4 separate regions of the Homo sapiens genome follow, and regions 1, 2 and 3 are each linked to region 4. A link is a contact called in ENCODE Hi-C or POLR2A ChIA-PET data. All regions are on one chromosome and are shown on one strand. The core of a region is the stretch at or near the end of the contact, and the rest is flanking DNA. Distances in the headings are between cores, read along the strand shown.

Region 1 (3,910 bases), core at 1-2,500, 560 kb before region 4:
GTTCTGGCTCTAGCGTGCCCCTGGTGCCTGCATGCTGATGCCTCTCCCGTTGCCTCCCTGCCCACCAGCGCATGGACCTGGACCGCAGGCGCGAGGAGGCCCGCAACCCCAAGCGGAAGCCGCGCCTCATGGAGGAGGACGAGCTCCCCTCGTGGATCATCAAGGACGACGCGGAGGTGGAGCGGCTGACCTGTGAGGAGGAGGAGGAGAAGATGTTCGGCCGTGGCTCCCGCCACCGCAAGGAGGTGGACTACAGCGACTCACTGACGGAGAAGCAGTGGCTCAAGGTACATGCTGGAGAGGCCCAGCAGCTGCCGCAGGCCAGCGCCAGGCAGGGCTGGGGAGACAAAGGGCCCACCGCCAGGACTCAGGCCTGGGTCCAAAATGCTTTCCTTGGGCCACTCCTGGCCAGGCTCCGCAGGCAGCCGAGAGCCTTCCGATGTGGGCCAGGGATGGTCAGGTCCTTTTGGCTCTGCCTTGGAATGCAAGAAGGACCCACGGTTCCTGAGCAGCTCAAAACCTGCTGCTGGTTATGGTTGGTCTTTCAAGTAAAAGGGTTTACCTCTTCCCGAGGTTAAAAATCATGTTGCTGATCTCAGTGGACTGCTGGCTTTCCCAGTACCTGCCAGGAGGGAGGCACAAGGGTGAATCATGGACTATTGAGGCGCCCTGCAAAGCGTTGCACTGCTGGCTGCAGGCAGCCTCACTTTGGGCAAGTCCCCCCCCATGAGCTGGGGAGACTCAGTCATGGGGAGGGAGGAGAGGGCAAGCCCCCAAGGGCCTCTGAACCTGGCAGGTGCTGCACGGGGCTGGCAGTTGCTTGTGGAGCTGACGTGAGGGCCCGTTCTCAGCAGATGGCAGCTGGCCCTGCAACAGCAGCTGCAGATGTCTTTGAGTCAGTCGTGCGGTGCTCCTGGGGCTTCACCCGACCCAACTTTCCCAGCCCAAGGCACACTGTGACAGATGCCTGGCACTGATGTCCTCACTGGGGTTACGGTGACAGATCAGACCCCTTCCCAGCTCAGGGGCTCTGAGTTATAGAGACGATGATTCAGAATCCATCCCTGAAGTTGTGTCATAAAAATGTCCTGAAGCAATAATTCCGAGAAGGCAGGTGGCAGCTTTTGGCTATGCCATGCAAAGTGCCACACCCAGGAAAGAGCCATGTGGCCTAGCCCATGTGGCCAAACAGCCCCGGTTCCCTCCTGGGACCTCAGCAGCCCAGACTCATGAGCTTGCCTGCCAAGCTGTGCACCAGAGGGCGCTGTTGAAACACACCAGGAGCCCAGGTGACAGACAGGCCATCCTGTTCCCCAGCCAGCCTCCCAAGCACAGCGCTCCAGGACCCAGAAGAGAAACCCTGAAAAGACAGTGTGAGCCCTGCCACAGACCTGTGTGACAGCAGAGCTGTTTGGCTGCTGTATGAGTGTCACCGGCCCTGCATTTTTTTCTTTTTTAATAAAGACAAAGTCTTGCTGTGTTACCCAGGCTGGCCTCCAGTTCCTGGGGGCTCAAGTGATCCTCACACCTCAGCCTCCTGAGTAGTTCAGACTACAGGTACACACCAACACGCCTGGCTAATTTTAAATTTTTTGTAAAGTGGGGGTCTCACTGTGTCACTCAGGCTGGTCTCAAACTCCTGGGCTCAAACAATCCACCCGCCTCGGCCTGCAGAGTAGCTGGGATTACGAGCATGAGCCACGGTGCCCAGCTCAGCCCTGCATATTTGAGGCAGTGAGTACCTTTTAAATTTAAGATCAGTTCATACGTGGCTGCTCTATGTACATTTTTTTCTAGGTGTAATTTACATACCATACAGTTCACCCTTTTGGGGTATATGATACAATCATCTTCAGTGTATCCAAGAGTTGTGCATCTCTCACCACAGTCCATTTTAGAACATTCTCATCGCCCCCAAAAGAAGCCCTGCCCCGATTTGCCATTCCTGGTAATTCATGGATTCTCCCCAGCCCCAGGCAACCACTGATGTACTTTCTGTCCATATAGTTTTACCTGTTCTGGGCGTTTCCTGTCAGTGGAGTCCTACAGCGTGGGATGCTTTGGTGTCAGGCTTTTTTCACGCAATGTAACATGCTGACCCATGATGCAGCAGGTGTGTTGCATTCTTTGATGGTGAAATAATCCTGCCTCGTACAGATTTGTCACATTCGGTTTTTCTGTCCATTCTTGATGGACACTTGGGTTGTATCCACTTTCGGGCTATTACAAACAATACTACCGTGAACATTCACGTACACGTTTTTGCGTGCACGCGTTTCTCTTTAATATGTGATTTCTCTTTAATATCTGATTTCTCTTTAATATGTGCCTAGGCGTAGAGTTGCCGGAACAATGTTAGTTCTCTATTTAACCTTTTGAGGGACCCCAGCCTGGTTTCCTTGGTGGCTACGCCAGTTCACAGTTCCACCAGCTGTGTATGAGAATTCCTCTTTCTCTACATCCTCAGCAACCCTTGCTGTTCCCTCGCCCGCTGATTCTAGCCATCCCAGCACGTATGAAGTGCCATCTGAGTGTGGTTGGATTTGCATTTCCCTGATGGCTAATGGTGTGGAGTATCTGTTCATATGCTTCTTGGCCCTTTGTGTATCCTCTAGAAAGAGATGTCTAGTCACATCATCCTTTACCCAAATTTAAAATATATTTATCTTAATATTGAATTGTAAGTTATTTACAAGTGCCTTATCAGATATCATTTGTAAATATTTTGTTCCATTCTGCACATTCTCTTTTCGCTTCCGTGATATCCGTTGAAGCACAGAAGTGTTTCATTGTACTTACAGTCGATTTTTCTTTTTCACCTGTGCCTTGGTGTTGTATCTGAGAAACCATCGCCTATCCAAGGTCACGAAGACTTGCCCCTGTCTTTTCTCCTAGGAGGGTTATAATTTGATCTCTTCCATGTAGATCCATGTAAGATCCATTTTGAGTTAAATTTTATACATGATGTGAGGTAGGGGTCCATCTTCATCCATCCAACTGGAAATCCAGTTGTCCCAGCAGCATTTGTTGAAGAGACTATTTTTTCCCATTGAGCCCATCTTATTACACAGTATATTCAAATTCACAGTTGTGAAAAATATTATACAAAACACTGTCTCCCCACTACTGTTGGCTGTGGAATTGGCACCACTTTTCTGGCAGCCATCTGTTGCCAAGTGAACTCAAAGCCTTCAAAATGCTCCTATGGCCGCCATCGGACATGGCCATGACTGTGGCAGCCTAAAGCAACAGAACTATTTTCTCTGCATTCTGGGCCAGAAGTCTGAACCCACGGTGTGGGCAGGGCTGTGTTCCTTTCGAGGCCCTAGGAGAGGACCCTTCCTTGGCTTTTCCAGCTTCTGATGGTTCCAGAAGCCTCCTGGCTTGGGGCAGCGTCACCCCATCTCTGCCTCTGTCTTCATGGGGACTTCTCCTCTGTGTCCCCTTCTGTGTCTTTTAAGAACAATTTTTAAAACTTAATCCCAAAAGTAAAGACCTCATTTGCAAAGAAGGTCCCATTCCGAGGTTCCAGGTAGACATGAGTCTGGGGGGCACCCGCCGCTCCGCCCTGGGTCTGCAGGGGGCCTTCTCCTGGTGCCTCCTGCCTGCTGTGCCCTCCATGCTGCTTCTTTGACCCGGTTGCCTTCCATCCTCCTGGGCCCCTCAGGCTCTCAGCTTCCCATCTTCTCTAAGACATGTCTGCTCCATCATTCTGGTGTCTCTCTCTTCCCTCCTTCCTGGCACCTGACACGTTTGTTACCCCACTTGTGGGGTGTTGCTGTCTGATCACCATCTTCCTTCCAAGGGTAGGGGAAAGGGCCCTGGCTGGTTCAAGTCACAGCTCTGTCCTCAGCGCCAGGCACAGTGCCCAGCTCACTGGCACAGCCTCAGATTCCCTGGACACCTGGCT
Region 2 (4,988 bases), core at 1,486-3,985, 700 kb after region 4:
GGAAACCCCATCACTACAAAATACTCAAAAATTAGTAGGGCATGGTGGGCATTCCCAGCTACTCCGGAGGCTGAGCCCAGGCAGTCTAGGCTGCCTAAGCTGCAGTGAGCCATGATGGTGCCACTACACTCCAGCCTGGGCAACAGAGGGAGACCCTGTCTTATAAAAAATAAAAATAATAAAAAAAAGGAATAGAAAACTACATATATATAATTTGTTTTCTGAATTCCAACTCTTTCTGGCCTCTTTAGAAACACTTTATCTTCTCTATAATCTCTAATGATAGGATGCCCTTTACAGTTAATAAAAAATTAAATTGGAAATAACTGAACAAATCTTTTCAGGGTAACTAACCCAGGGTGGGGCAGAACTGACTGGAACACAGACAAGTCTCACTCAACCGTCAGGTCAGGTCGTTCTATCACCTGGCACATCCGCCAGCCCCACGGTGCTCATTGAAGTGCTCAGCAACCACATTCCTAGGAGACACTGCCTTATGTCTTTTTCAGGCTCATGCAAAACCTCATTGGGTGGGTTTTTCAGTTTTTAGAAACAGTTTTCTAGCTTCACAGTCGGAGAGAGTCCAGAAGGCAGAAATCATTTGTCTTGTCCCCTGAATAACACCATCCAATTTTCTGATAAGCCATGCGTCACCAAGGAATGGAAACTAGGCTTGGGGAAAAAAATGTCAATGTCCCAGAGGTTAGGTTTTTTTTTTTTTTTTTTTTTTTTTGAGACAGAGTTTCCCTCTTGTCGCCCAGGCTGGAGTGCAATGGCATGATTGTGATTTCGGCTCACTGCAACCTCCACCTCCCAGGTTCAAGTGATTCTCCTGCCTCAGCCTCCCATGTAGCTGGGATTACAGGCACCTGCCACCATGCCCGGCTAATTTTTGTATTTTCAGTAGAGATGGGGTTTCACCATGTTGGCCAGGGTGGTCTTGAACCCCTGACCTCAGGTGATCCGCCCGCCTCGGCTTCCCAAAGTGCTGGGATTACAGGCGTGAGCCACCGCGCCCAGCCCAGGGGTTAGCTTTTTACAGGAATGATATACCAGAAGATTCCTCCCACCCCAGTGCATCCACCTGATCCTTTGGGAGGCCCCACTCCAACACCTCAGGCTGTCCTCTGGGAAGAGTGACCCAAGGGCCGATATCCACTAGGCCCTCCATGAGATTGGCAGCTTCCAGCATCTTAGGGTAGCCCCAGAAAGTTCCATAACACAGGGCCTGGAAAAGATACAGGGTGGGCTGAGGTCACATCACCCTGTAAAGGACATACTGAGAAGGCATCTGTGCCTAGGGGAGATAAAAGAGGCACAAAGGTTTGGTTTTTTTTACAGCAGTGTCAGGTGGTTATTCTCTTCTTCCTCACATGTGAAATGTTAAGGAAAACAAAATAAATCTGTTTAAAAAGAGCCATACATTGCTATCTGAAAACAAACGACAAAATTCTGTGTCTATTTGAAATATCGTCTTGCTGACAAAGGGTTCATAACGTTACTGGGAATTGAGGAGTGAAGTTAGCATATGGAAGGCTCTGGAAACCAAAAGATTTACTGTTAGCCCCAAGAGGAGTTAGGATGAAGGGACAGGTCTCAAAGACCCTGATGCCAATATCTTTGAAAGCCTCGGAGGAGAAATGGTCGCCCTTGGAAAGAAAGGACTGAAGAGCACAGAGACCACAGCTCCTCCCACACACAAACCCCACACACGAGTCTGGTTTGTGCCTAGTGACCCTCCCACCGTCACCGTGCAGCCTCCTCACCGGGCTCACAGGAACTGCGAGCCAGGCTGGAGGCGAGATTGCAGTTAGATATTAACCAGGTGCCCTCAGCCCCGCTGCTTCACAGGAAGCCGCCTCCCTGAGAGTCAGGTCACAGCAGACGCTGACCGCCGGCTTCCCCATTGGCCTGGGGATAAGATCTCTGAGAGTTGCTCAAGAGTCGTCTAAGTTCTTTCTCAGATCTTGAATTCCAGCGGAAAGGCTGGCGCCAAGCAGGCTGAAGACCCCACAAGGAAGCCCACTCAGCAGCAGAATGCGGTTTCTTCACCTCCAGTCCCAAGATTCACCCCTCACTTCTCCACCAACCAGCGACCCCACATCCCAACCACCCCCGTCCAGACCCCTAAACACCCCATCCTCAAACCTCTCACGGAGGCGGATCTAGGGTGTCCTCTCCTATTAAACCGTTTCTGCTGCAGCCCTCGGCGTCCGGGTGCAGTGACTTGGGCTGCGAACCTGTACTGGTTCCGCCGCACAATCTGGGGAGAAGCGGGGCTGAGGGCGCGGAGCTGCCCAGAGAGGGGCGCCGGGGCCGGGGCCGCAGTCGCAGCTCAGGGACGGGACAGGACGCCCGGGGTCCCGGCTGCCGGCCCAGCCCCACCCTGCGGCCAAACGGACCGAGGACCGAGGTGCGCAGGGGGCGCTCAGGTCCCAGACCCCAAAGACGCTGCGGCGAGGCCCGGGTCCCGCCACAGCCGGTTCCGACTGGTTCCGACCAGCCCTTCGCCCTGCCTCAGGACGCCGGGCCCCGCACACTCACCATTTCCCGGCTGTGCGGTGTCCCGGGTCCTCCCAACTCCCGTAGTCAGGGTAGGTCCCAGCGCGACAAAAGCCACCACAGATGTCCCAGGGCGTCTCTCAGTGACAGAATACGGAACAGAGGTCACCAGGGTGAAGAGGCCACTAGCTCCTGGAACGTCACACCCTCCTCTCTGCCTCGCGCCTGATTGACAATTCTCAGGAACCCGCCCACGACTTTGATTGGGTAGCCCTCCAGGTCCCGCCTCCTGGGCACTGAGTGACAGAAGAAGCGATCTCACAGTGCTGAGTGCAGCCGGATGAACAGGTTCCAGACCCGGCCCCTGGCAGGGCGGGCTTCCTCCCTGCGTTGTGACCCGACCCGTCCCGGGAAACGTTTGCCTTAAAGCGGAATTTCCTACCTGTACGCAGTGGGCCCTTTTTGCTTCTTCCTCCTGAACAATTGTGTGCAAGGAATCCCAGACTCACTGTCCAGTGGAGCCATCCCTTGGCCTCAGAGCAGGAGGGCAGCCGAGGCCACACAGGCCACACTGTAGCAGCGGGGGACAGGGGGTGGGTGGGTGGGGGGGTGGTGCTGATGTCCTCCAGGGACCAGGAATTTGGGATGAGGCTGTCGCCTGCAAGGTCAAGCCTTTCTTCCACTATAAGCGCTGGATGGGTTCTTTCTGCGCGCTACGCAAATAAAGACCACGGTATTGCAGTTAAAAAAAAAGTTTAATAAACACTAGGCCAGCTACGATACGTGAGAGACGGAGTTACTACTCAAATTATTCTCATCCAAGGTCCTCTGGTAGGGGTTTTTCAAGGGCAGTTTGGGAGAAAGGGTGGAGGTAGCTAGGCTTGCTACTGACTGGTTGGGGTGGGGATGAAATCACTGGGGATGGAATCTGTCCTCTTGGCAGTGCGTGGTGGCTCACCGCTGTAATCCCAATACTTTGGGAGGCCTAGGTGGGAGGATCGCTTGAGGCCAGTAGTTCAAGACCAGCCTGGACATAGAGTGAAACTCCGTCTCTATACTATAAGGGAGGAGACCACCCCTCATATTGTCTTATGCCCAATTTCTGCCTCCAAAGAAGAAGTAAAAACTAAAAGGCAGAAATGAAATCCACAGGCAGATAACCCGGCTTGTGCCCTGGGCTGGGTAGTTAAAAATCAACCTCTGACCTAACTGTGTTATCTATGATTCCAGACATTGTATGGAAAAGCACTGTGAAAATCCCTGTCCTGTTCTGTTCAGTTCTGGTTACCGGTGCATGCAGCCCCCAGTCACGTACCCACTGTTTGCTCCATCAATCACGACCCTCTCACGCGGACTCCTAGTTGTAAGCCCTTAAAAGGGACAAGAATTGCTCACTCGGGGAGCTCGGTTTTTGGAGACGTGAGTCCGCCGATGCTCCCAGCCCAGCTGAATAAAGCCCTTTCCTTCCACAACTCGGTGTCTGAGGGGTTCTTGTCTGCGGCTTGTACTGCTACATATTTAAAAAAGAAAAAAAGAGGCCGGGCCCGGTGGCTCACACCTGTAATCCCAGAACTTTGGGAGGCCCAGGCGGGCGGATCACCTGAGGTCGGGAGTTTGAGACCAGCCTGACCAACATGGAGAAAGCTCGTCTCTACTAAAAATACAAAATTAGCTGGGCGTGGTGGCACATGTCTGTAATCCCAGCTACCTGGGAGGCTAAGGCGGGAGAATCACTTGAACCCGGGAGGTGGAGGTTGCGGTGAGCTGAGATCGCGCCAAGCCGAGATCGTGCCTTTGCACTCCAGCCTGGGCAACAAGAGCGAAACTCCGTCTCAAAAAAAAACAAAAAAAAGACAAAAAAAAAAAAAACCTATCCTGTTATGCTGAATCACTTCTGGTTGGGGCCACAGGAGCAGAGTTGGCAGGTGCAGGTGGTGTCAGACATGCAAAAAAAAAACAAACAAACAAACAAAAACTGAAAATACGTCTACAAATGCTAATCTACAATAGTGGTGTTATCTGCAGAAATAGCTGGCAATCTATGTCTACACTTTAGCAGCATTCCGATTCCTTTCATCCCTCAGCCTGATGGCCATTCATTCGTTTTACAAAGGCAGTTGAGTTTTGGGGAAGGCTTATTATCATTTAAGCTATCTTCCAAAGTTAGCTGTGCCTAAGAGCCCAGGATTAAGGGAAAGAGAAGACAGAGGGTTGGCAGGGGCGGGGGGCGGGGCGGGGCAGAACGGGTGTTGGCTCAGATCTCTTCCACTGCCATAATTTTCTCACTGATATAATTTTTTTGCGATCTATTCATTTTCATCCCAGAAAATAAAAACACATCAACAATGAAATGAAATTGTTAAATGTGTGAAAAAACTGGAATTATAGGGCAGCATGGTTGTTTTTTTTTTGTTTTATTTTGTTGTTTTTGTTTTTGTTGTTGTTGTTTTTGAGATAGAGTCTCACTCTGTTGCCCAGGCTTGAGT
Region 3 (5,021 bases), core at 23-2,522, 540 kb after region 4:
ACCAAAATCAAACTCAAATTGAGGCAGGAAAATAGGGTCTGGACGCAGGGAACATAAGGCCTATTCAAACTTCAGCTATGAAAGGAAATACCTACTCCATAGGGCGTAAGCCAAGTAAATGATTTTATAACCTTACTTCATCCTCTCCTTTTACATAGAGTATACCCCAAGTAACCAATGGAATCCTCCAGGGGGTATTTAAACTCCCAAAAATTCTGTAACGGGGCCTTTGAGCCCCTGTGCTCAGCCCCGCTTGCACACTGTGGAGTGTTAAATCCCTTCATTCCTTCCTTGCTTTGTGCGTTTTGTCCAATTCTTTGTTCAAGACGCCAAGAACCTGGACCCCCTCCACCGTTAACAAAATGCAATTCTTCTTAAAACTTTCTGGTACCAAAACCACAAATCATGACTGGGCGTTTCTCACTCATGAATCGCTGTTTGCTCAAACTCTTTAAATTTTTTTTTTTTTTTGAGATGGAATCTCGCTCTGTCCCCTAGGTTGGAGTGCAGTGGCGTGATCTCGGCTCACTGCAACCTTCGTCTCCTGGGGTCATGCGATTCTCCTGCTTCAGCCTCCTGAGTAGCGGGGACTACAGGCGCATGCCACCATGCCCGGCTAATTTTTTGTATTTTTAGTAGAGACGGGGTTTCACTGTGTTAGCCTGGATGGTCTCGATCTCCTGACTTCGTGATCCGCAAGCCTCGGCCTCCCAAAGTGCTGGGATTACAAGCATGGTCCACCGCGCCCGGCCCAAACTCTTTAACAGAAAAAAAAATCCGCAGGATTCCCCCATGACCCTCCCGTGGTCCCCGCAAAATCTGAAGAGACGCGGGGCTGCAGGCGCGGAGCTGCCCAGAGAGGGCTCCAGGGTCGGGGCCCACAGTCGCCCGCGCAGGAACAGAACAGGAGGACGCCCGGGGTCCCGGCTGCCGGCCCAGCCGCACCCTGCGGCCGAGGGGACGCAGGGACGAGCTGAGACAGAGGGATTCGGGTCCCAGATCCAGGAGGCGCGGCGAGGAGGCCCAGATCCCACCACAGCCGCTTCCGGCCGGTTCCACCCAGCCCCTCCCCCGTCTGGGGACTCCGGCCCCATACACTCACCATTTCCCGGCTTCTGGGTGTCCCGGTGTCCTCTCTAGGGCTCCCGTGAATAGTGCGGGTCACGGTGCAGGCGGCAGAGCGACAGAAGTTGTGGCAGAGGGACCCGGGGCCTCTCGGAGTAGGAAATCTGGTATCCCGACAACAACCTGCATAGCAACAAAAGTAGAAGCTGGAATGGGCCTCCTCCTTCCGGACGGACCGTTGGCCGGGCTCCGCCCCGGCGCTTCTGATTGGACAAGGTACAAGGCCCCGCCCCCTCAGAACTGAGTGACGGCAGAAGCCCTGGGTAACGAGCCCTGCAAAGCCGGACTGATCGGTTCTAGCCACAGCTTCTCTCTAAGGGACAACTCCTTCCCTGAGCCCTGGTCATTGGATATTTTCTTTTCAGCCAAATTTGCTCCTGATTTTTACACAGGGCACTATCTTCTTCCTCATTCAATGGGCTGTCAGTGCTTCTTCGTCCTGCACAGGGTTGTAAGTGTGTGCAGGGAATTCCAGACTGAGTGTCCAATGGAGCGATGTGCTGACCTCAGAGCAGGAAGGGGAGCCCAGATCAGGCCAGGCACGACTGCACCAAGAAGGAGAGGCAGTTGTCCTTCAGGGGCCCGGAATTAGGGATGAGACATGGCCAAGGCTTTCACACATCTCACCCCACCTCACAGTGTGGAAACTCTCCCTCCTTCCAGACCTTCATCTTCATCGGCAGAAAACTCTCACTTGGTGATTTTAAGCTTCTGACCTAAATAAACTGTCAACTGCATAAGCCCCTTCTCCAGGAGAGGTCCCAAACAGTTATTTCCCTGAACTTGATCTTTACGGATTTTCTTCAGATATGCAAATTACAGTCTGACCCCAGGGACTCTATGCATGTCAAACCCAAAACACTGCTCCCGAAAACCGCCCCAGATTCCAGATGTACAGCCGCAGAAAGGACAGAACTCCTGAAGTGCACCTGCACGTGGGTCTCCTGCTTTCCAGGGCGCTGCAGCATGTCAGAACCCACACTCTTTCTGGATCTGCTCTGAGCAGCTGCAAGCCACCTGCAGGGGAGGGCGGCTGCCCAGGAAGCACCCAGAACTCCACTTCACTCCTTGGCAGGATCCATACTAGCCTCAGCGTCCCGTCCCTGGCGTCGGTCTCTGCTGCCCCCTGCAGGTTATTCACCTGCTTCTCACATCATTCATCAGTTTCCATGAGACAAACATCCTCAATCCCACTGCGAGAATAACACACGAGCAAAGCTCTCCTCCAGTGTGTATGTATAAAGTCGAGGAGGAAGTGTCCAAGATTATTTAACTGCATGAAAGTGAGGCAGTAGTGGCTGGGCGCTGTGGCTCAAGCCTGTAATCCCAGCACTTTGGGAGGGCGAGGTGGCTGGATCACCTGAGATCAGGAGTTGGAGACCAGCGTGACCAACATGGTGAAATCCCGTCTCTACTAAAAATACAAAAATTAGCCGGGTGTGGTAGAGCCCACCTGTAATCCCAGCTACTCGGGAGACTGAGGCAGAAGAATCGTTTGTATCAAAGAGGCTGAGGTTGCAGAGAGCCGAGATTGCACCACTGCACTACAGCCTGGGCAATAGAGCGAGACTCTGTCTCAAAACAAAACAAAAAAACACACAAATGTTTAGTCATGTTACTTATTTCTGGTTTCCAGCCTGACTTTATAACATTCCTGACTCTGGGACTCTCCAGCTCTCCAGAATTATGCTTTGAAGAAAAAACAAGATAGAGCACAGGGCCCACATGTCTCTTATAAACTGTGAACCAAAATATTACATAGCAGCCATCTGTCAGAACTGCTTCCAGGCTATTGTCCTCAGTCACAATCCTAAATCAAACTCACTTTCTTTAACAAATTTAATTTTTTTTCTTCAGTCCACATGAGTAATCTAAAAGAAACACATAGACAGAAGAATCTCTTTATTATCATCTTTCTACCAAGTCAACATCAAGCATTAAAAAAATGTAAAACAAAGTGAAAACCATCCTTCTCTGATTCATCGTAGACCCAGAATCTGCCAGTCACCAACACCTATCTTCATTTTCTCTATTACGGCCAACTTTTATCTAAGAGATATCATAGGGGCATATTTAATAGAGTTTGTCATTTTGTGTTTTATGAATTTTAGAGGTTTTTTTGTTTTGTTTTGTTTTGAACTTTTATTTGCATTTTCTTTTGGCTGAATTTGTTTGTCTCTTAAGTTTATGTTTCTTCTGGGGTATCTTTTTCTTCCGTGCATCCTCCTTTTCTGCTTTTGGAACAAGGTGTTTCTTTTCACTAAGCATCATCTGGATGTGGCAGGGGAGTTTGTGGATGGGTTCATCTGCCCATGAGTTCTGTAAGTCAGGTGGTACATTATGGGTGCCTTTTCCCTGGATGTGCTCAATAACCAGGGAATCTACATCTATACCCTTAAGTTCAGCATAACTCTGCACTTGTAAGCAAATTTCAGTACCTTTTCGGGGCCACTGATGGTGAGTCCAGCCCCAATGTCTGTCTTGCGTACAGCGACCAACTCCACTTTCTAAGACTGAAATGGTACACATAATTTCTGTAAAAGAAAATATTTCAGATACTTGGTGGCTTTTCATATAGGCATACCTGTGATGGCCTGAGCACCTTCACAGTTTACAGTGAACATGAGGGTTTCATCCTTCTAACATGCACGACTTCGTGGGATTTTCTGGGTCATAGTGAATAATGTTCATAGATCAACTCAGGCCACACAAGAGGACAGGTTTTCTTTGGTCTTTAAAAGGAACTGATTAAAGAAAAAAAAAAAAAAAAGGTGGAAGCCAGGCACAGCAGCTGGTACCTGTAGTGACAGCTACTTGGCAGGCTGAGGTAGAAGGATTGTGAGCCCAGGAATATGAAGCTCTCATGCACTAAGATCACACTTGTGAATATCACTGCACTCCAGCCGGGTCCAAACAGCAAGACCAACTCTCTAAAAAAAAATTACATAATAAAATAATTTAAAAAAAAGTTTGTGGTTAGAAAAAAGTTTTTATTTAAGACATTCATTAAAGAAAAAAGTACTTTGAGAAGAGATTAGGGCCAGGCGTGGTGCCTATAATCCCAGCACTTTGGGAGCCCAAGGTGGCAGATCATGAGGTCAAGAGATTGAGACCATCCTGGCCAACATGGTGAAACCCCATCTCTACTAAAAATACAAAAATTAGCTGGGCGTGGTGGCGCATGCCTGTAGTCCCAGCTACTCAGGAGGCTGAGGCAGGAGAATCTCTTGAACCTGGGAGGCGGAGGTTGCAGTGAGCCAAGATTGCACCACTGCACTCCAGCCTGGCCACAGAACAAGACTCTGTCTCAAAAAAAAAAAAAGATATTAGGCCTGGCGCAGTAGCTCACACCTGTAAGCCCAGCATTTTGGGAGGCTGAGGCAGGTGGGTCACTTGAGGTCAGGAGTTCAAGACCAGCTTGGCCAACATGGAGAAACCCGTCTCTACTAAAAATACAAAAATGGCCGGGCGCAGTGGCTAACGCCTGTAATCCCAGCACTTTGGGAGGCCAAGGCAGGTGGATCACCTGAGGTCAGAAGTTCGAGACCAGCCTGGTCAACATGGTGAAACCCTGTCTCTACTAAAAATACAAAAATTAGCTGGGTGTGGGGGCACACGCCTATAGTCCCAGCTACTCAGGAGGCTGAGAAAGGAGAATCGCTTGAACCTGGGAGTTGGAGGCTGCAGTGAGCCGACAGCACACCACTGCACTCCAACCTGGAGCAAGACTCTGTATCAAAAAAAAAAAAAAAAAAAATTTGAAGGCTGGAAAAAGATTAGAAGGCCGGGTGCAGTGGCTCACACCTGTAATCCCAGCACTTTGGGAGACACTGGTGTGGGTCACTTGAGGTCAGGAGTTTAAGACCAGTCTGACCAACATGGTGAAATCCTGTCTC
Region 4 (5,434 bases), core at 2,224-4,723:
TCGTGCCTCAGCCTCCTGAGTAGCTGGGATTACAGGCATGTGTCACTATGCCCAGCTACTTTTTGTATTTTTAATAGAGACAGATTTTCACTATGTTGGCCAGGTTGGTCTTGAACCCCTGACGTCAGGTGATCCACCTACCTAGGTCTTCCAAAGTGTTGGGATTACAGGTGTGATCCACGGCACCCAGCCTCAAATCTTATGTCTGTATATTAACATCTGTATGGAAATGTATTTCTGTTCAGCACCTCTGTTTTTGCCTATATAGACAATTTTCACTTTTCCCCACACTGGGATCATTGATCACTATTCTTCGGTGTCAGCATGTCCCTGATGGCCACCCTTGTACTCTGTGTTTGAATAAACTCTTTTTTTTTTTTTTTTTTGAGACAAGGTCTCTGTCATCTAGGCTGGAGTGCAGTGGTGCCATCATAGCTTACTGCAACCTCGATTTCCTGAGATCAAGTGATCCTCCCGTCCTAGCCCCCCGAGTAGCTGGGACTACAGGTGCACCCTATCATGCCCAGCTTATTAAAAACAATATATTTTTTTGAGAGACAGGGTCTCACTATATGGTCCAGGCGGGTCTCAAACTCCTGTGCTCAAGCCGTCCTCCAGCCTTGACCTCCCAAAATGCTGGGATTATAGATATGAGCCACTGTGCCTGGCCTTGAATAAACTATTTTAACTGGATCTTGAGCCTTTCGATTATTTTAGGTTGACAAAGGGAAAAAAATAAAAGGCATCAGCTCTTTATATCCCCCACCACGCCTGGCTAATTTTTTGTAGTTTTAGTAGAGACGGGGCTTCACCGTGTTAGCCAGGATGGTCTCAATCTCCTGACCTCCTGATCCGCCTGCCTCGGCCTCCCAAAGTGCTGGGATTACAGGCATGAGTCACTGCACCCGGCCAATTTTTGTATTTTTTTGTAGAGATGGGGTGGGAGGGTTTACTATGTGGCCCAGACTGGTTTCAAACTGCTAGGCTCAAGCAATCCTCCCGTCTTGGCCTCCCAAAGTGCTAGGATTGGAGGCATGAGCCACTGTGCTCAGCCCCTGGCTAATTTTCATATTTTTTAAATGGGGTTAGGGGTTGGTCTCACTATGTTGCCCAGGCTGGTTTCAAACTCCCGGGCTCAACTGATCCTCCTGCCTTGACCTCCTAAACTGCTGGGATTACAGGCATGAGCCACCATGCCTGGCCATAGATTCTTTATGATTTTTATTCTGCCATCTTCCCTGAATCCTCCAACCTGCCTTTTTTTTTTTTTTCAGGCAAAGTCTTGCTCTGTCGCCCAGGCTGATGTGCAGTGGCACGATCTCAGCTCACTGCAACCTCCACCTCCCAGGTTCAATAATTTTTTGTATTTTTAGTAGAGACGGGGTTTCACTATATTGGCCAGGCTGGTCTCAAACTCCTGACCTCGTTATCCTCCTGCCTCAGCCTCCCAAAGTGCTGGGATTACAGGCATGAGCCACTGTGCCCAGCTTAACCTGCCTTTTTTTTTGAGACAGTTTCTCTCTTGTTGACCAGGCTAAAGTGCAATGGTGTGATCTTGGCTCACCGCAACCTCCACCTCCCCGATTCAAGCGATTCTCCTGCCTCAGCCTCCCGAGTAGCTGGGATTACAGGCATGTGCCACCAGGCCCGGCTAATTTTGTATTTTTATTTATTTATTTATTTTATTTTATTTATTTATTTATTTTTGAGACGGAATCTCGCTCTCTCTCCCAGTCTGGAGCGCAGTGGCGCCATCTCGGCTCACTACAAGTTCCGCCTCCCAGGTTCACGCCATTCTCCTGCCTCAGCCTCCCGAGTAGCTGGGACTACAGGCGCCCACTGCCACGCCCGGCTAATTTTTTGTATTTTTAGTAGAGATGGGGTTTCACCGTGTTAGCCAGGATGGTCTCGATCTCCAGACCTCGTGATCTGCCCGCCTCGGCCTCCCAAAGTGCTGGGATTACAGGCATGAGCCACGGCGCCTGGCCTAATTTTGTATTTTTAGTAGAGATGGGGTTTCTCCATGTTCCGAACTCCCGACCTCAGGTGATCCGCCTGCCTCGGCCTCCCAAAGTGCTAGATTACAGGCGTGCTCCATCGCACCCAGCCCAACCTGCCTTTTAATACTAATACATTACTTTGGGTCTCATCCCACATCACTTCATCAGAGAGCATCCTTCCTCTCACCTCAGTTATTTCTACTTTTTTTTCCACGTATAGATGTTTTTTCAGGGACCGGAGGGTATGGGAGGAAGCCTTGGCACGCCTCATCCCAAATGCCCGTTTCCCGGAACATCAGGCCCTTCCTCCTCTTCCTGTCCTCCCTGGCCTAGCCTGGGCTCCCTCCCGTTCTGAGGCAAGGCGATTGCTCCATGTCACAGTGAGTGTGGAGTTCCCTGCACATACTGGTGACCTTGTGTCCGGAAGGAATTAGAAGGAAGAGCTCATGGAGTGCCAGAAGAAGACAGTGCCTACTCTGGCAAGCTAGAAGCAAGCTCTGCATTAAATGCAAATATTGGCCGGGCACGGTGGCTCACATTTGTAATCCCAGCACCTGGGGAGGCCTAGGCAGGAGGATCACTTGAGCCCAGGAATTCACGACCAGCCTGGTCAACATAGTGAGACCCCATCTAACCCACCCCACCCCCGTCACACACACAGCACCAACAACAAAATAAAATTAGCAGAGTGTGGTGGGGCGTGACTTTGGTCCCAGCTACTAGGGAGGCTGAGGCAGGAGGATCGTTTGAGCCCGGGAGATTGGGGCTGGAGTGAGCCGAGATCATGCCACTGCAGTCCAGCCTGGGTGACAGAGCAAGACCCTGAAAGAAAAAAAAGAAAGGAGGGAGGGAGGGAGGATGGAAGGAAGGAAGGAAGGAAGGAAGGAAGGAAGGAAGGAAGGAAGGAAACCAAAACAAGGCCACGCGTGGTGGCTCACGCCTGTAATCCCAGCACTTTGGGAGGCTGAGGTGGGCGTATCACTTGAGGTCAGGAGTTAGAGACCAGCCTCGGTAACATGGCGAAACCCCGTCTCTACGAAAAATACAAAAATTAGCCAGGCGTGGTGGCGGGTGCCTGTAATTCAGCTACTCGGGAGGCTGAGGCACGAGAATCGCTTGAACCCGGGAGGCAGAGATTGCAGTGAGCTGAGATCGCGCCACTGCACTCCAGCCTGGGCGACAAAAGCGAAACTCCGTCTCAAAAAAAAAAAAAAAAAAAAACCAAAACAAACCCTCAAATATCCCTCGGGCTGGGTGCAGGGAGGAAACTCGGCCTGAGAGGCGCAGTGGCTAGAACCAGTCAACACTGCTACGCACAGCCACGTTTCCATGGCTTCCTACGTCACTCAGGCCTTAGGGGGCGGGGTATGTCACCCTATCCAATCAGGGGCGCTGGGGCGGGGCCCTGCCAACTGTCCATTCAGATGGGCCCGGGAGAGGAGGGCAGGGCCTGCGCCTCCCTACGGAGCCTTTGTTTCTGGCGACCGTCCCCACCCGGGCTCGCGTCTCCGTTTCTCCGAGAGGCCCAAGGTGTCTCCGCCGCAGCCTCTGTCGCGCCGTGACCTGTACAGGTCGCGGGAGTCGTAGGGAGGACGCCGGGACACCTGGAAGCCGAGAAATGGTGCGTGTGAGGGGTCAGGCGTCCCCAGACCTGGGGGAGGGGCTGGTTGGAACCGGCCGGAACCGGCTGTGGAGGGACCTAGGCCTCCCTGCGGCGACTCCGGGGTCTGGGACCCGAGTTCCCTCGGCCGCAAGGTGGGGCTGGGCCAGGAGCTGGGACCCCGGTCGTCCTGTCCCGTCCCTGCGCGACGCCTGCGGCCCCGCAGCCCCGCGTCTCCCCACATGGTGCGGGGGCCGCGGGAGGGTCATGGGGGTATCCCTCCTCGGATGTGGTTCGTGTTGCAGGAGCTGCGGTCTGTGGCCGCCCCCCACAGTCCCGCCTTTCTCCCGTTAAAAATTTAGAGTTTATTTGAGCAAACAGCGGCTCATCGATGGAGAAGCTCCCGGTCGTGGTTTGTGGCTTGGGGATCCGTTGGAGGGAATGGAAGGAAAGGCTGTAAGGTGCAGGAGGAAGCGAACCAAATTCAGTACTTGGTTGGTGACAGTTATGCAGTCGCCTTATTTGCTCTATCTAGGTGGACATTTTCTGCTTATGTAGTCAGAGGTGGATTGGTGGTTGTGGTTTATTAACCCTAAATTTTATTTCCTTATAAACTGGTAATTTATAAGAATTTCATTTGAGGCTGGAGCGCGGTGGCTCACGCCTGTAATCGCAGCGCTTTTGGAGGCCAAGACAGGAGGATCGCTTGGGCCCAGGAGTTGAAGATCAGCCTCGCAATATAGCGAGACCCCATCTCTGTTAATTTTTTTTAAATGAACATATTCAGACTGAGACCAAAAAACTACTACAAATTTTTAAAATATAAAATCAAATAAAAGAATTTCATTCGACTTAGATTTCTGTTTCCTTGGGTAGGAAACCAGGACACCATAGCCACAGCCCTCTAATTGTCTCCAAATTAATTATTTTAACACTCCCCAGGGGGACAGGGTCCCAAATCCTTGACCTTGTTCCCCTAGCCTGACTCCTCTGGCGCTTGCAAATAATTCTTGATACCACTTCTTTCACCATATTCCCAAAAGGTAACTCCAGTCACGACATTATCAACTCTTTGTCCTTTATTGCACATTTCAAACTAATTAATTTGTATTATTTTTTCAAGGAGCAATCGATTGGTCTTTTAAAAATATTTGCTTTCTGTTTCTGAACATTTCACAGGAGAGGAAAGCAGAGAATACATGTATGAGACCCTGCTGTGAAAAAACCTTTGTGCCTCTTCTCCTTTTCTCTCTCCTAGGCACAGGGATGTTCTCAGAATGTCTTTTGGTTGGCCTGGTGCCATGGCTCATGTCTGTAATCCCAACACTTTGGGAGGCCAAGGCGGGAGGATCACCTGAGGCCAGGAGTTTGAGACCAGCCTGAGCAACATAGTGAGACCCGGACCCTAAAATAAAAAAAACAAAAAACAGTGTCTTTGGGTTGGGGTTCCCCTTTGGAAACTTTAAACTGTGATATGTCTTCAGAGCATCCTCCTTTCCTGGTCCTGGGCTTCAGGGCTGTTTGGGCTGACACAGGATGCCCACAGCAGCCAGATCTGTTGAAGGGTCTGGTATCAGCCTGCTCCCACTGGACAGCCTGAAGTACGGGGTGGGGCCTCTTAGTGGAGGAGCTGGGTGTCCTGGGGTCGGAGGAATCTCTTGATATCCCCTCCCTCTCAAAGCTCACCCCTGGGACACTCAGCTTTTCTTCCCCTAATTCCAGATCCCATTCCTTGGGGGACACATTGGTGTCCAGCCAAATGGATGATGGTATTGAGGGGAAAAACAGATATGATTCTTGCCCTCTGGATTCTTTTAGACTGGTGAAGTGAGAA

Evidence for each region. A loop is a pair of places that touch in the nucleus more often than their neighbours do. ChIA-PET counts read pairs that join two places held with the same protein, here RNA polymerase II (POLR2A). Pooled maps may share reads with other maps.
Region 1: a loop to region 4 is called in a pooled map, with 4 times the contacts of the local background. The contact joins the enhancer-like site here to the promoter of ZNF627 in region 4. A Hi-C loop is called at or near these places in 1 of 168 maps with a recorded cell type or tissue (heart left ventricle) and 8 of 50 pooled maps. POLR2A ChIA-PET finds 5 or more read pairs at or near these places in 2 of 52 experiments (OCI-LY7 and naive thymus-derived CD4-positive, alpha-beta T cell).
Region 2: a pooled map shows a loop between it and region 4 (9-fold over the local background). The contact joins the promoter of ZNF44 here to the promoter of ZNF627 in region 4. A Hi-C loop is called at or near these places in 1 of 37 single-sample maps with no recorded cell type and 7 of 50 pooled maps. POLR2A ChIA-PET finds 5 or more read pairs at or near these places in 1 of 52 experiments (naive thymus-derived CD4-positive, alpha-beta T cell).
Region 3: a loop to region 4 is called in a pooled map, with 6 times the contacts of the local background. The contact joins the promoter of ZNF20 here to the promoter of ZNF627 in region 4. A Hi-C loop is called at or near these places in 9 of 50 pooled maps. POLR2A ChIA-PET finds 5 or more read pairs at or near these places in 2 of 52 experiments (A673 and MCF 10A).

The regions. Positions count from the first base shown.
Region 1 is chr19:11,034,846-11,038,755 of GRCh38, forward strand. SMARCA4 (SWI/SNF related BAF chromatin remodeling complex subunit ATPase 4) reads left to right here. Exons shown (of 35, transcript NM_003072.5): 29 at 69-287. Among named protein-coding and RNA genes, the nearest start is that of LDLR, 53 kb to the right of the region's middle. RefSeq lists an enhancer at 1,380-1,539. Within about 2 kb of position 1,251, at least 14 of the 41 ENCODE cell types and tissues checked have a DNase peak (open chromatin) inside an H3K27ac peak, as active enhancers do; they include OCI-LY7, where a contact is called at or near this core.
Region 2 is chr19:12,292,148-12,297,135 of GRCh38, forward strand. ZNF44 (zinc finger protein 44) reads right to left here and starts at 2,736. Exons shown (of 4, transcript NM_016264.4): 1 at 2,545-2,736. The coding sequence starts at 2,547. RefSeq lists a silencer at 2,291-2,520 and an enhancer at 3,071-3,120.
Region 3 is chr19:12,139,078-12,144,098 of GRCh38, forward strand. It overlaps ZNF20 (zinc finger protein 20), which reads right to left and starts at 1,273. Exons shown (of 4, transcript NM_021143.4): 1 at 1,103-1,273. The coding sequence starts at 1,105. It overlaps ZNF625-ZNF20 (ZNF625-ZNF20 readthrough (NMD candidate)), which reads right to left. Exons shown (of 8, transcript NR_037802.1): 4 at 3,564-3,638; 5 at 1,103-1,248. It also overlaps the pseudogene RPL17P47. RefSeq lists a silencer at 850-1,059.
Region 4 is chr19:11,594,010-11,599,443 of GRCh38, forward strand. ZNF627 (zinc finger protein 627) reads left to right here and starts at 3,474. Exons shown (of 4, transcript NM_145295.4): 1 at 3,474-3,621. The coding sequence starts at 3,619. RefSeq lists silencers at 3,259-3,388, 3,729-3,868 and enhancers at 3,413-4,411, 3,499-3,578.